Regions from separate parts of the Homo sapiens genome. Here region 2 is linked to region 1. Evidence: read pairs that join two places in POLR2A ChIA-PET (ENCODE). Cell type or tissue: B cell. All regions are shown on one strand.

The links. Peaks named below come from ENCODE experiments on the same cell type or tissue, not always from the same donor. Only the 100,000 strongest peaks of a DNase experiment are listed, where the experiment ranks them.
Region 2: POLR2A ChIA-PET joins it to region 1 with 13 read pairs; 3 of 35 experiments call an interaction of 5 or more read pairs at or near these places.

What each region holds. Positions count from the first base shown.
Region 1 is chr20:45,523,864-45,526,363 of GRCh38, forward strand. All of the region lies in intron 1 of LOC107987282 (a long non-coding RNA gene), which reads left to right. Among named protein-coding and RNA genes, the nearest start is that of SPINT3, 9.5 kb to the left of the region's middle. In B cell, no CTCF peak of the experiment used is centred here; no DNase peak of the experiment used is centred here; H3K27me3 peaks cover 565 bases.
Region 2 is chr20:45,062,322-45,064,821 of GRCh38, forward strand. The region is part of intron 10 of STK4 (serine/threonine kinase 4); the gene reads left to right. Among named protein-coding and RNA genes, the nearest start is that of KCNS1, 38 kb to the right of the region's middle. In B cell, no CTCF peak of the experiment used is centred here; a DNase peak (open chromatin) is centred at 952; H3K27ac peaks cover 791 bases.

The DNA of each region.
Region 1 (2,500 bases):
TGGCCTCTCCATGTCCTCCTTTTACTTTACTGCTGAATTGAAAGAACACCGAAGATGTGCTCATTTTGCTTGATGAATTAATATGCTAAAGTAGGCAGTAAAGAGGAAATCAGTAGCAGGGAGAGAAAATTGTGCAAAAGGACAGAAATGATGAATCATGAATGATGCACTCTCTACTGGACAATACTTAGCAGAAATAGCAAATTAAGAAGGATGGGTCTTTAGAATAAAAGTTAATAGCAGAAGGAAGCAAGAATGTGCAAAATTATGATGAATCAGAAGTTTTGTGACCTACATTTAATAATACTTTTCAGGAATGTGATATTAAATCAGGAGTATTAGACCAGTAGTTCCCAAACTCACACGGCATCAGAATTACCTTGGATCTTATAAAATCATGTTGTATACTTTAAATATACACAGTAAAATTTTTTTAAAAAGGAACATTATATAGAATTTACAAAAAAGACTTACCTTGGGAGCTTAATTTATTTATAAAGTTTAGTTTTTTGGGAAGGCTCTAGAATCTGAATTCTTGGTGTACTGGTACTAGTGAGCTACTGCCTCAGGTGATTTGGCTAAAAAAAGAAATCCGTGGCTTATCAATGATAGACAATGTATTAAACAAGTACTGAAATGCATGCCCATTTTCTTCAGCATCTGCTGTTGTTATATGACATCTGAGATATCTTAGGACAGCCCAGGTAGCAGTACTTGTTGATTTTGAAATGTAAAGCTCACTGAATGGGGGTAGAAATTTCCCTCCAAACACAAAACCCAGGTCTCGATGACAATTAGGTGGGCTCAGTTCTCCCTTCCCCATGATTCAGCTGTGGAGTGCAGCTGGTCTGACAAGAGGCAGGTGTTGGCAAGGAATTGGATCCTGAGAGGGGTGTGGTCTACAGTGTTTTGCTGGATCTTCTCTTCCTCTGGGTAAGACAACTTACCCCAATCCTCATTGCTACCACCACTGATATCTTTATGAAAGTCCCTGGGGTTGGGGGGATGAGAGCCAAGGAAGTGCCACAGGCAAGTCTGTGGTGGGGGAAGCAGTTACCCCTCCAGGCTCTGGATGCTTCTTGTTCTTCAAACCAGCTGCATGGTACCTCCTCAGAGATGCAGCTGGCCATGCCTCCCCACCTAGTGGACCAAGTACCATTTGATCCCTCAGAGGTCTCAACCCTGGCTGCAGAAATTTTAGAAGAAGAGTGCCAGTCACACAGCTCCCACCTCTCTGTTCCCCCAGAGGTGTGAGCACTATGTGTGCCTGGGCCCCTTGTCTTAACTCCTGGGTTCTGGTAACCCCAAATCTTTTATACTCCCAAATCTAGGAGTGAGGGATTCTAATATTCATGTAACCAATTCTCAGTATTAAATCCTCTCTGAGTGAAAGCTTGGCTCTTTCAGTTCTTATACTGGGAATACTGGTTTTAACTCCCACCAAGACTTCCCTAGTAGGGAGTCCTAGTAGGAATTAGATTTAGGTACTGAATATTAAAAATCGAAATCACAAATAGTCACTATATCCATCCTGATTTCCAACTAGTCTGTGGGATCTGGCAACACTTTGCCACCCTTCAGACCTGGTTAGCTCCAGTTTTGTTACTCATTTGCTGTGTGATTTTAGACAAGTCCATTTCCCCTACTAGAAGCTTCCATTTGTGTATGTGTTTTTAAAAAGAGAGGGATTGGGGCTGCTGGAGTTTTCTAGGCCCCTCAGCTTAGACACTCCCTGCATTTCCAAATGATTTAAGCTTCCTCTGGGCATTTTTGGCTCTGGAGACAGCTCCAAAGAGAGAAGAAGGAGAAGAAGACGAGAGGTCCTGGATATGCGTGGTACCATGGGAAACACCTGAAGATTCCACTTGAGATGTCTTCTGGGATCTAATGGACAGAGTCATGAGCAAACAGTCAGTGATAAAGAGACCCAACGTACTCCAGCCCCACTGAGGTCTTGCAAGGCAGGGGTTCTCAGTGCTCAGCCCTGAGGGCTTTGAGTTCATTCTTGAGCAGAGCAGTGATCAGATACTGCTCACCACACGGCACATTCTGAACATTTCCAAGGGCCTCTTTGGTCCATGGGTGTCGGGGACAGAATGATTCTGTTCCATTCATTCATGTATGTCAACCCCAATCAAGGATTGAAGAGTGCCAGTGAGAAGGACAAGCACTAGGTGCTTATCAGATTTGGCAGAGTCCTTGAGCTGCTGTATTTTCTCAAATTTAGAAATACACTTTGACATCATTAGTCCATCGTCTTCATCTTAGAAATGCAAAACTGAGGCCCCAAGGGGAGCATCCCTCCACCCTATCCTGTTCCAACCACAGCATACATTCAACCAGGGGTAAAGCTGGGATTCAGATTTGGATCTCTTTATTCCCAGACACGTGCTCTTCCCATAGGATGCAGACCAAAGATGACTGGTTAGTAATTTGGTCTGAATCTTAAGGATGCACAGGACTGGGATAGGCTTCCCGGGAGCAAAGAACAATTCTCACA
Region 2 (2,500 bases), 460 kb before region 1:
ATCCAGTCTACCGTTGATGAGCATTTAGGTTAATGCCATGTCTTTGCTATTGTGAATAGTGCTGTGATGAACATTATTGTGCATGTGTCTTCATGATTTATATTCCTTTAGGCATATACCCAGCAATGGGATTGCTGGGCCAAATGGTAATGCTGTTTTAAGTTCTTTGAGGAATCACCACGCTGCTTTCTGCAATAGCTGAACTAATTTACATTCCCACCAGCAGTGTGTAAGCATTCTCTTTTCTCCACAACCTCGCCAGCATCTGTTATTTTTTGACTTTTTAGTAATAGCAAAAAATTCTGACTGATGTGAGACGATAATCTTACTGTGGGGTTTTTTTTTGTTTTGTTTTGAGACGGAGTCTCGCTTTGTCGCCCAGGCTGGAGTGCCCAGCTTTGTCGCCCAGGCTGGAGCGCGATCTTGGCTCACTGCAAGCTCCGCCTCCCGGGTTCACGCCATTCCCCGGCCTCAGCCTCCCAAGTAGCTGGGACTACAGGCGCCCACCACCACGCCCGGCTATTTTTTTTTTTTTTTTTTTTGTATTTTTAGTAGAGACAGGGTTTCACCATGTTAGCCAGAACGGTCTCAATCTCCTGACCTCGTGATCCGCCCGCCTCGGCCTCCCAAAGTGCTGGGATTACAGGTGTGAGCCACCGCACCCGGCCTTTTTTTTTTTTTTTTTTTTTTTTTTTTTTGGACACAGGGTCTTGCCTGTGTCACTCAGGCTGGAGTGCGGTGGTGTGATCATGGCTCACTGCAGCCTCGACCTCCTGGGCTCAGTTGATCCACCCATCTCAGCCTCCTGAGTAGCTGGGACTACAGGGATGTGCCACTACACCTGGCTAATTGTTTTTGTATTTTTTTGTAGAGATGGGGTTTCACCATGTTTCCCAGGCTGGTCTCAAACTACTAGGCTCAAGTGATCCGCCCACCTCAGCCTCCCAAAGTGTGATTACAGGTGTGAGCCACTGCACCTGGCCTCATTGTGGTTTTCATTTGCATTTCTCTAATGATTAATGATGTTGAGCACTTTGAATATGCTTGTTGGCCACATGTACATTTTCTTTTGAAAAGTGTCTGTTCATGTCCTCTGCCCACTTTTTAACAGGAAGGTTTGTTTTTTGCTTATAAATTCGTTTAAGTTCCTTGTGGATTCTGGATATTAGATCTTTGTTGGATGCATAGTTTGCAAATATTTCCTCCCATTCTGTAAGTTGTCTGTTTACTCCCTTGATAGTTTACCTCTTGCTGTGCAGAAGCTCTTTAGTTTAATTTGGTTTCATTTGTTGATTTTTGTTTTTGTTGCAGTTGCTTTTGGTGTCTTCGTCATGAAATCTTTGCCAGGTCCTATGTCCAGAGTGGTATTTCCTAGGTTATCTTCCATGGTTTTTATAGTTTTAGATTTTACTTTTAAGTCTTTAATTTATCTCAACTTGATTTTTGTGTATGATATAAGGAAGGGGGGGGTCCAGTGTTTTTATTTATTTATTTATTTATTTTTGAGACGGAGTCTCGCTCTGTCACCCAGGCTGGAGTGCAGTGGTGTGATCTCGGCTCACTGCAAGCTCCACCTCCCGGGTTCACGCCATTCTTCTGCCTCAGCCTCCCGAGTAGCTGGGAATACAGGCGCCCGCCACTATGCCCGGCTAATTTTTTGTATGTTTTAGGAGAGACGGGGTTTCACTGTGTTAGCCAGGATGGTCTCGATCTCTTGACCTCGTGATCTGCCCACCTCAGCCTCCCAAAGTGCTGGGATTACAGGCGTGAGCCACTGCGCCCGGCCAAGGGGGGGGGTCCAGTTTTAATCTTCTGCATATGGCTAGCCAATTATCCCAGGACCATTTATTGAATAGGGATTCCTTTCCCCATTGCTTGTTTTTGTCAGCTTTGTCGACGATCACTTGGTTGTAGGTATACAGCCTTATTTCTAGGCTTTCTGTTCTGTCCCACTGATCTGTATGTCTGTTTTTGTACCAGTGCCATGCTGGTTTGGTTACTGTAGCCTTGTAGCCTAGTTTGAATTTGGTTAAACCAACTTCAAACCTGCAGCTTTGTTTTTTTTTTGCTTAGCATTGCCTTGGTGTTTTGGGCTTTTAAAAAATTCTGTATGAATTTTTAAACTGTTTTTTTCTAATTCTGTGAAGAATGTCATTAGTAATTTGATAGGAATAGCATTGAATCTGTAAATTGCTTTGGGCAGTATAGCCATGTTAACAATGATTCTTCCCATCTATGAACATGGAATGTTTTTTCATTTGTTGGTGTCATCTTTGATTTCTTTGAGCACTGTTTTATAATTCTTTAAGTAGAGATCTTTCACTTCCCTGGTTAGCTGTATTCTATTCACATATCTTTTATTTCCCTGGTATTTTATTTTTTTGTGGCTATTGTGAATGGGACTGAGTTATTGATTTGGTTCTCAGTTTGGACATTGGTATATAACAATGCTACTTATTATATTTTTGTACATTGATTTTATATACTGAAACTTTGCTGA